2 separate regions of the Mus musculus genome follow, and region 2 is linked to region 1. A link is a loop called in an ENCODE intact Hi-C map of the cell type or tissue named here. Cell type or tissue: gastrocnemius. All regions are shown on one strand. Links, peaks and the distances in the headings refer to the core of each region. The heading gives the core; the rest is flanking DNA.

What was found. Hi-C counts contacts between places; a loop is a spot of excess contacts. Peaks named below come from ENCODE experiments on the same cell type or tissue, not always from the same donor. Only the 100,000 strongest peaks of a DNase experiment are listed, where the experiment ranks them.
Region 2: it touches region 1 in a loop (3-fold over the local background); 19 of 42 quality-filtered maps call a loop at or near these places.

What each region holds. Positions count from the first base shown.
Region 1 is chrX:136,311,107-136,316,493 of GRCm38, reverse strand. No RefSeq gene overlaps it. Among named protein-coding and RNA genes, the nearest start is that of Bex3, 44 kb to the right of the region's middle. In gastrocnemius, for the core only: no CTCF peak of the experiment used is centred there; DNase peaks (open chromatin) are centred at 2,492 and 2,997.
Region 2 is chrX:136,194,065-136,199,451 of GRCm38, reverse strand. Gm41901 (a long non-coding RNA gene) reads left to right here. Exons shown (of 4, transcript XR_003953081.1): 2 at 75-3,248; 3 at 4,371-4,458. It overlaps n-TKctt19 (a tRNA gene), which reads left to right and starts at 3,648; the gene lies at 3,648-3,720. In gastrocnemius, for the core only: a CTCF peak has its summit at 2,382 (motif pointing left); a DNase peak (open chromatin) is centred at 2,388; H3K27ac peaks cover 403 bases.

The DNA.
Region 1 (5,387 bases), core at 279-5,278:
CTCTGTAGACCAGGCAGGCCTTGAACTCAGAAATCCGCCTGCCTCTGCCTCCCAAGTGCTGGGATTAAAGGCGTTCGCCACCACGCCCGGCTCTAACCACCTTATTTTTATACTGACAATATGATCTAGTCGTCACCCCGATGAATATTTAACATAGATGATATGACGGTTAGATTTTATTGTCAACTAGACACAATCTAGGAGTCTTGACAAGGGATTGTCTAATTTGGTTGACCTGTGAGCCTGCCTGTGGGGGACTGTCTTCATGTTCACATGAATGGGAGGTTCCAGCCTAAAGTCAGGTGGCACCATTCCTTGTCTGGGTTTGGGTCTTGGACTGTGTAAACAAGGAGAGAGGAAGCTGAGCCCACGCGTGCATGCGTTCCTACCCTCTCTGCCCTTAACTGTGGATGTGACTTCTGCTTCAGATTCCTGCCCACTCCCACCCCCACCCCAACATCGGACTTCCCTGCCATGACGGATAGTAAGCCGGAATTCTGAGTCCAGTGAAGAGTCCTAAATGATTCTGTCAGAGTGTTTTTATGATAGCACAGGAAAGGAAGCTAGGAGGGCGGAAAAGCAGGGTTACATGAAAAGACTTACTGTCTGCATCCCTTTGAATAACTCAATGATAAACTCAGAGTCCCTAATAATGCGTGGGTTTCCCTTTTAAAAAAATTTTTTTAAAGTGCATCTGCTTAGTGTTTTCACTTCTCTCCCTGTGTCTTGTCATTCTTGTGTTACCTGAGTGCTCTCTCTCTCACTCTCACTCTCTCTCTCTCTCTCTCTCTCTCTCTCTCTCTCTCTCTGTGTGTGTGTGTGTGTGTGTGTGTGTGTGTGTGTGTGATTGTGTGACTATGTGTCCCTACAAAAGGATTTGTTTTCTTCTATTGAACAAATCAAAAAGAGTCACATGGGAAAGGAATGAGGGGTACTTTACAGAAATCTTTGAGGTTTTTAACAAGGGTTTTAGATACTGACTCCAGTTGACCCACATGAGCAGACTAATACTATCCAATAATATCAGTGTGTTGTCTGCAACATTCATGGCAGGCATTTATTTTGTAAGGTGGTGAGTTTGCTTTCCATCTATATTTGTTATTTCTAGCATTTATTAGCATAATATGTGAACAATGCATTAATCTAGGTCAGGGGCACAGAACTGTAAAGATGTGATTTAAGATTACAGCTATGCATTGGTTTAGCTTGTAAAAGTTGACTGCATGGCAAAAGTCCAAGGTAAGTAAGGTTTGTTGTTGCACTGTGCTCTGAAACGTAGGTTAAACAAATAGACTCAGTACACAACAGGATAGCTGTCTTAAGTCTTAAGTGACCTCAAGGTGTATTATTAACTCAGTGGTGAGGTCCAGCAGAACTTGCAGTTTCTTAGAATGTAAGTGGTAATGTCACAATGTTGTTTTGCTACCATTCCCAAATGCTCATAGCAGTTTGACGAACAGCAACACAAAATTCCATCAACAGGTAAACAAAGAGAGCAAGTGTGGTGCCCCAAGCCTGTAATCCCAGCATTTGGAAGCTGAGGCTGGGGAATTCCACAAATGAGATCCTGACTGAAGTGGGAGGAGGGGAATTGAACAGAGCAGGCAATACAGCTCTGTGTAGAATGTCTGCCAAGCAAGCTGAAGGCCTTGGTTCAGTTACAACCCTGCAAGACAAGTAAAGTAGGAACCACTGGTCTATGAAACAAGAGGATAAAATTCAACATAAATCTATAGATGAGATAATCCAAATCAAATCGCCAAAGTTCCACCTAACAAAGACTCTTGTGATTATACTTCACATTTTTGTCTTTTATCTTTCATATCATAATATTTCTGGAAAATGAACCAAATGGTAACACCAATATTACACTTATCTAGGGACAGGATCTTAGGAGAGATACTGAAGATAGTTACACAACCAAAAATGTTATGCCTGTGAAGTAATGATTATATATTGAGATTCATTTCTTAAGAGACAATAGCTCTGCATGATTTTAATAAGGCAATTTATACAGCATTATTAATTTAAAACATGTGTATTTTAACATCCATGTGAGATATACACTGGGCTCACTACTATTTAAGCTGGTGTTGACAGACAGCATCAGTGACCCTGTGGTTGCCCTCTCTAGTGCTCTGCCCCATTTCACAAAGGGAGAAGCTGGGCTCAGAGACCTCTACCATGTCCTATTCTTTCTCAAACCCTGCTCAACATGGAAAGTGAGTCCAAGACAGCACTTAGGGTCAGGATCCCGCATCTCTGTTGTTCTTGAGCCATTGTGCCTCCTAGTTTCAAAGCTGTAAAGACTTCACCTAGAATAGTGATCCCTGCTTCTTTCCACCTCTCAAGGATGCCCACCTCAGGGCATCCAGAGAGAAGGCAGGAGGGAGCCCATTCTTCAAATAAGGGCCTCTTGGTCCTTGTCAAACCATGTTGTCAAAACATTCGCAAGGACTTCAGAAAGGAGTCCGGTTTCTATGGCAACTGGATGCAGGAGGTCTTGGTGAAACCGGAAATGCCTCCGTGTGCCCACTCCTCCCCCCCCACCTCCACCACCCCGCCTCTTTATGCCTTTTTCTGTTTCTGAGAACAAAGCACCTTTCACCGTTTAGGTACCCTAAGGAATTGTCCCTTAAAGTGAAATGGGCACAGAACTGAAAAGTATGTTTTTAGAGGCAGAACGATGCTCATCAAACCAGATTATTTAAAAGACATTTTGGTAGCCATAAAGATATCAGGTTTCTAGGGCAATATCGATGCTAGGATTGTTAGACAAACTTATAACACTTCCACCTGGCCCTTTTACATGCCCTAGCCTGTCCCTGAAAGTAAAATTCCTTAAGGCAACCAAAGAAATCAGTCATTTGAATAGGTGTACCAGGGTGCATTTTACTAGCAGATCTCTGAGCAAATTGTGGAATCAAAACATGTTCGCAGAAGCAAAACCCTTGCAGATCTAACTAAACTGTTATTGGTCACCTTGATGACGTCAGGTTACTGTGGCAACAGCGGCCTGCAGCCTAGTCCTCCACTCTGAAACTGCTTGCACAAACCACCCCATCTCTCTCTTTCTCTAAAAGTAAAACGCTTACTCTATTGCAGGCTACCTTCCTAGAAGAGAATGCAGACAATTGGGAGAATTCTGCTCAGTTTCTGAAAGGCAAATAGATGTTTGTTTACAGAAAGTTTGTTTGCTATAATGGTGACAATAGGGACTTTGATTGTCAGAGAGACTCAGAGGTATTTATTATGGTGCAGCATAAACTGTGTTCAAATCCATTCTGATAAATCCCTTTGGGTGCATCAGTTCCCATATAAATTTAAAGTTAGGCAGCAATACCTCCTTCTCATACGTCCTTAGGAAGTTTTGGTGTATCTTATCACTTAGTGCTAGATAACAAGCAAGCTACCAATACTACTGTATATTAGTAACATTTCTATTGCTAGTGCTACTATTATGTTGAGTTATTCGGATGAGTGTGGGTTAATATTCATACATAACTTTCATCAAAGATGGTAAAGTCGTGTCCTTTGCACTGCTCAGAGAGACTGAGTTATTGGGCCGACATCATGGTTTAGCAGGTAAAGCATTTGCTGCTGTGGAGAAAGGAGAGAACCAACTCCCAAGGGTTGTGCCCTGACCTCCACACATGGGCCGGATTGCTAATTTCCTTGGTGCCCTATGTTATTGTAACTGATAACTTATGCTCCCTTTTTCTAAGTCTTAAAATTACACTTATTGATGCATATACATGGCCACTAAAAGAACATAGTTTTCCATTATGTTTCTCCTGAATTTTCCCAAACAGAACCTCTTGAATTGGCAGAAGGCATCCCTGCTTACTCCCTGAGTAGAGGATTGGGTTTGCAAACGAGCTGTTCCTACCATGCTCTTGTTTCAAATGTTTGTTACCTGACTAAAGGCTCCATTAGGAAAGTTGTGAAAACTTAAAGAGATGTGTAAGAGAAAGTAGTTCACTTCATATGTTTCTGTGGGAATATATTATTCTATCCTGTGAGATTCCTGTAGGTATGTGATGAACACCTCTCTTCTGGCAGACATTCCTGCTGTCATGTTATAGTGGACTTGATCATAAAGTTGTCTCCATAGTGGAATTTAATCATAAGATTAAACTCTTCATCCTGGATACTTCTGATAAGTATGTTGGTCACACCCATGCAAAAACCACACAGTATGTCATGTGCAGAATTGAACATATTAATGGTTAACATTCTTATGATCTCTGATATTAGCATTATGACATATTCTGTTGTAGGTGTGCATATGCAAATGTAACTTATATGTCACATTTGTTTTGTTTTGTTTGTGTTTGTTTGTTTGTTTGTTTGTTTGTTTGTTTGTTTTTCGAGACAGGGTTTCTTTGTATAGCCCTGGCTGTCCTGGAACTCACTCTGTAGACCAGGCTGGCCACGAACTCAGAAATCCGCCTGCCTCTGCCTCCTGAGTGCTGGGATTAAAGGCATGCCCCACCATGCCTGGCAATATGTCACATTTAATATGAGCATTTTCCTATAGAGTGTTACTATTCTGCTTTTCTGTTGTTTCTGGTTTTGCTTTCGATGAACTATTATGCTGAGTTGAGGAACACCTTCTGATTTAAAATCAAGGTATAAAATATGTTCCGATTTTTCCCTTCTCGCTCATGGATGGATGCAGGATATACATGTGTATGTATGCATGCCCACTATGGTGACATGTGCATATTCATGGGTGCTTCTGTTGTTTCCATACTGAGAACCCCATTTGTCCTAGGTCTGAGGCCATCAAATTAGAAGAACTCGCCCAGGGTCCTGAGGTCTGTGCACGGTCATGACAACAAGAACGCAGGCCTGGTCTCTCACCTTGTCTGCTTCATTATTACTCTTTACTCCATTATGATATTTCTTGTTACTGAGGATCAGTGAGGAGAAATCTCTTCACGCATACCAGACAGCGAGAAAATGAGAGAGCAGAAGTCACAGGGGATCAAAAGCATTAGATCAGAAGTCCCCACAGCTCGGGTGTGGTCCTCAGCTTTCACCTTGTTGGGACTGTCTCCTGTTAGCTATGGCACATGCTAAGCTACCTGTCTCCTGAGCTCCTGGGAAATATTTTGTTACCACAGCTTGTGTGGTTGGAGGAGTTCTGGGATTATAGACATGTACTGTCTCATACAACTGTACATGAATTCTGGAGATCTGACCTCAGGTCCTCATGCTTTTCTGGCAAGCACTTTACCCAAGGACCCATTTACTCTCCCCACTTCCATTTCCTTCTCACTGCTGTATCCTGGAGTCTCAGATTCAAATCTTGTCACTAAGAGATAGAGGACTTTTAATGTCTGATCCAGCCACCCTTCTTCTAAGTTTCTCTCCCCAAAGCA
Region 2 (5,387 bases), core at 302-5,301, 120 kb after region 1:
TTGCACCATTTCTGCTCCTGGTTTTATGCACACTCTAAATATGTAACCTTATTACTTTGTTACTGTCGTTATAGTTGAAGCAAGGTCTCATGAAGATGTGGCTGGACTATACCTCACTATATAGCTGAAGCTGTCCTTAGATTCATGATCCTCCTGCTTCTATCTCCCAAGTGCTGACAATCCGGGCATTAGCTAACACAATTCTCTCACGTAAGTTCATTCTTATACAACTGAAATTTGCCAAATCAAAAGAAACACGGCAGGGGAGAAAATATTGTACAGTTCTTTTCCAAGTGGGATATGGTAGGAGCTTTCAAAGTTTGAGAGCTACTAGTGGAATGTCTACATGGAAGTCCCATATATATTTTGCAGAAAATATAGAATCCTGGCTTCCATAGCAGATCCAAGACATCAGGATCTCTTCTGATTTGACATTTCTTCTACTGTTAGTTCATTTTAACGAATTTTATTAAATCCATTCATTTTGGGGTGGTGTGCGCGTGTGTCTGTGATGTACTTGTGGAGGTGAGAGGACAGTTTCCAGTAGTTGTCTCTCTCCTTCCACCATGTGACCAGTGGGCATTGAACAGGTTCCTTTATTTGCTGACTCATCTCTCCAGCCCTCATTTTCATGTTTCATAAAATAGATACAAACACTAAAACAAAACCACCAACGGTGCAAAAGAGTTTATTATTAATAAACACTGCAGTCTGTATTGCCAGTTGATATACCCACTGCTTTAGACATGTTTGGCTTCTGATACCTATCATCATTTATTTTTTAGTGTGCATGTGTTAATACTTTAACAGATTTGGTGAAACATTATTCACAGATCCCCAAATCTATCCACTTAAGTGCACAACAAAGTACTTTTTACTATGTTAGCAGAGTTCTGAAACTATCACATTATCTAGTTCTAAATTAGATATTTTCATCACCCTCAAAAGAAACCTTAGACGTGTTGACACTGTGCCTATTCCGTGTCTCTAGCATCTGGTAAGCAGTGATCCCTTTTCTGTCTCTACGGATTTGTCCAGTCACATAAATAGAATCACACACTACATGGCTTGTTGTATCTGGATTCTTTAGCTTGTCATAATGTTACAGCATCTATTATCACTAAATATCTGTAGCTAAGGTTTTGCTTCAAAATGGTTTTTTGTTTTGTTTTTGTTTTCTTGGGCATATTCTTAGGAGACAAATTTTTAAAGTCTATAATAACTTGGTATGATTTTTGAAGAACTGCCAAATTGTTTTCTGAAACAACTGTGGCACTAGACAATCCTACTGGCAGTGCACCAGGGTTCCAATTTCTCAATATCTTTGTTGACACAATTTTATTATAGCAATCTTATTTCATTAAAAAGCAGCAGCTCATAAAGATTTTAATCTAAACTTTGCTAATGGCTAACAGCCTTTAGCATTGTGTGGTACTTTTATTGATTATTTATATACCTTCTGAGGAGAAACGTGGATCCACCTGCTTCTGACTTCCAAGTACTGGGATTAAAGGCAGGCACTACTACAGATGGCTAATTTTTCAGGTTTTAAAATTAGATTGATAGTCATTTTTATTGTTGAGTTGAAATAACTCCTTGTCTAGCAGAGACAAGTCCCTTATCGGATAAATAATTTGCAAGCATTATTTCTTAACTTGCTAAGTATAGCCATTCTCTGCGGACCTTCTGATATGATAATGGAGTATATTCTGCCTTACCAAATGTGTTAGTCAGCTTTCCTGTGCCATAATAAATGTCTGAGAGAAATAAACTTAAAAAGAGCAAAAGTTATGGTTGGGGAGGTTGAAAACACTGGCTATCCTTCCAAAGGACCTGGGATGGATTCCCTACTGCCATATGCTGGGAGCCATCTGTAACTCTAATTCCAGGGGTGGGGGGATCTGACACCTTCTTCTTGTCCCTGAGAGAACTGCACACACGTAATACACTTGAACACAAGCAGGCAAGACACCTTTATACATAAAATAAAATATTAAGAGAGAAAGAGGTATGTGGGGGACACCAAGGATATGGGTAGATAACTCCAATGCTAAAGTGCTAGATGTACAAGTATAAAGACCTGAGTTCAGATTCCCAGCAACATAAATGCCAGGAGTGGTGGTGCACATCTGCAACTCTAGAATTAGACAGGTGTGGGTGGTGGTAGGTGTGAAATGGGTAGATCCCTGGAGTTTTCTGGACATTCATTCTAGTTAATCCATGAACTTCAGAACCTGTCACAAAGAATAAAGAGGAAGAATTGGAGAAATGGCTTAGTGGTTGGAAGAGCTTGCTGCTCTTGCAGAGTTGTGGTTCACAGAGCCCATACTGTATGGCTCACAACCACCTTTAATTCCAACTCTAGAGGATCTGGCACCCTCTTCTGGCCTCTGTGGGTACTGCATAGATGTGGTGTGGGTAAAGACAATACACCAAGTAGTAGTGGCACACGCCTTTAATTCCAGTGTACTTGGGACACAGAGGTAATCAGATCTGTATGAGTTTGAGGCCAGCTTTATCTATAGAGTTCCAATACAGCTAGGGCTACACAGAGAAACCCTGTCTCAAAAAAATGAATGAATGAATGAATGAATGAAATAAAAGGAGGCTGGGGAGACTCCTAATTGATTAAGGAGCCCTTGGTGCTCTTCTACTGGATCCAGATTCAATTTCCAGCACTCACAAAGCAGATCAAAATTGTCTGTAACTCCAGTGCCAGGTAACATGACTCCTTCTTCTGTCCTCTATGGACACCAAGCACACATGTAATGCAGAAAAAACACTCATACACAAATAAAACATAATCATAAATACAAAAATAAAATAGTAATATATATATATATATATATATATGAATAAAATAAGGTAGATACCTAATGTCATCCTCTGGTCTGTCTCTGTCTCTGTCTGTCTCTGTCTGTCTGTCTGTCTGTCTCTCTCTCTGTCTCTCAGACACACACACACACACACACACACACACACACAGCTTCCTCTAGTATCTCAGGGACATAGCTTATGATGCTAGTGTAGTATCAGGTAGTAAGAATCCCTATGAGGCAGGATAAAAAGACAGGAAAAATAGGAGGACATGTGAAGGGAAAGTTCTTCATCTTGGGATCCCGTTTTCATTTCTTGCTGACTAAGAGTCAAAAGTTTCTGCACAACTGGTGAAATCAAAACTGCTATGAAGACTGTCTACATGAACAATAACAAAAGAAGATAAATGGTTTACACAAAGTCACATGCAGGTAAGGAAAGGAGCCTAAGTTGAAATCTAAGTTTATTTAGCCCTAATTTAATAATTCTTAATTAGTGTTCTTAAATTTGATCTTCAGTTTATTGCCTAATTGAGCCTTTAGGGTTTTTAAAAAAGTTGTATGTACTGTATCCTAAGAGGAATGTCTTAAAAACGAAAACAAACAAGCAGACAAAAAAATGACCAAATGTACTGTTTCTGTCACTGCCAAACCTTAAAAGGCACTTTAACAGCAATCCACAGCTGGATTAGATAGGATACAATAGTGAGTGAATGTTTTTTGTGACTGCTCAGTGAGGAAGTAATACGTTGTTAAACTGTGTGCTTCCTATCCCTGCAGTGTCCTAGACGTAGCATCAAAGGGTGAGTTGAAGGTCCCTTACTACAAGCTGCCCAGCTAGCTCAGTTGGTAGAGCGTGGGACTCTTAATCCTAGGGTCGTGGGTTCGAACCCCACGTTGGGCGGTTTAGTTTTCGTTGTTTCGGTCCCCAACGTACATACAGAAGAGGACTTCCGGGTCTGCAACTGTTGGGGCCACGAGGGGATGTGGACCTGCCATAGAACTGATGGGGGTGGGACCAGGGAAGGGAAATGGAACTGTTGGAGGGTGGATGGGGGCGGGGCTGGGAGGGGAATGTGGAACTGCAGTGGAACTGATGGGGGTGGGGCCAGGGAAGGGATATGGAACCGTTGGAGGGTGGATGGGGGGCAAGGAAGGGGTGTGGAACTGTCCGAGGGTGGGTGGAGTGTAAAAAAATAAAAATGAAAAAGAGTTACTGGAAATAGAAACAACTTAATTGTCCTTCAACCAACAAATGTATAGTGAAACGTGCATTCAGCAGTTAAGAAAAGGGAAATCCTGAAATCTGAAGGGTAAGTAGATGCAACTAGAAAATACTACATTTTCTAGTTGTGAAGTAATGCAGACCCAGAAAGATGAATATCACAAGTTATTTCTCAGCAGAACAATGTGATGTGAGAGCATAGCCTGGAACAAGTGCAGAAACCAGGAAAGCAACATGGGTTGCTTTTACTAGGGTAGAGTGTTTGGGGACCAGAGATGGGGATAGCAGGGCACAAGTAATATGACCAGGGAAATGTGGGTTCTTTACAGGTAAATACATAAGGAAGAGGGAGAAGGGGAGGATGGGACTCCATCTAAGGACCAGAAGAGAGGTAAATACAGAAGAAGGAACAAGAAGGTAAAATAATAATACTATCTAAAAAAAAGTCATAAGGGATTATATAATTAACTATCTACCTAAAATATCTAAAACACAAATGGATGTCTGTGTATAAATAGAGAGTTTAAGAAAATTTTATCTGGGAAGCCAATATTCCATTCCAGAGGCAAAGACTGTCTAAAAAAACTCAACACCAGACATGGGAAGCTCTCATTTGAGTTGTTGGTCAGGAATGTCCAAGCGACTCCCAAAACATCCAGGCTATTGCTATTTACCTTGTTGCCTGCCCCCTCAAAGGTGGAAACTACATCTCTATTGCTGAAGACACCATATACTTCAGGTACGCTCAGGGAGCCCCTGAGGTGGAATTGACAAGAATGCCTGTTTCTTGTGGATTAGGATTTATGGTACCAGCAGGTGGCATTCAAGCTTCCAGGGGAAGGCAACTAACTGTCCTACCCAGCTATGACATCCAAGAACCACAAAAATGACCAGCATGGCACAATAACCCTAAGGGTGAAAGAGTGGCACACATACGTTGGTGGTAATCAACAGCTATCTAATTGGACTTAAGAGCAGCTCATCAAGAGAACAAACAGGCCTGGTACTATAAATCTAGCTAACTACTCAATGCTAGTGAGATAGTGGCTCTTGGAGGAGAACCTATAACCACTTTACTAAACCAGAATAATTCGAAAGAACAATCTAAACTTTTGTCCCAATAGTCACAGATAGTGTAGTCTTCACCCTTTCAAGGAAACTGATCTTTGAAACAGATGGTGACCACTACAGAAAACCACAACCAATCAAAGTGTTACATTAGCAAGATCAGCCCCAATGGATACAGTCACAAAACATTCCTTTATGAAGTCTCAGGGACTGTTGGAAAAGATGGGACAGAAATAGTTTAAGAGCCAGAGAATCTGGGAGTTTGCTGTGAGACTGTG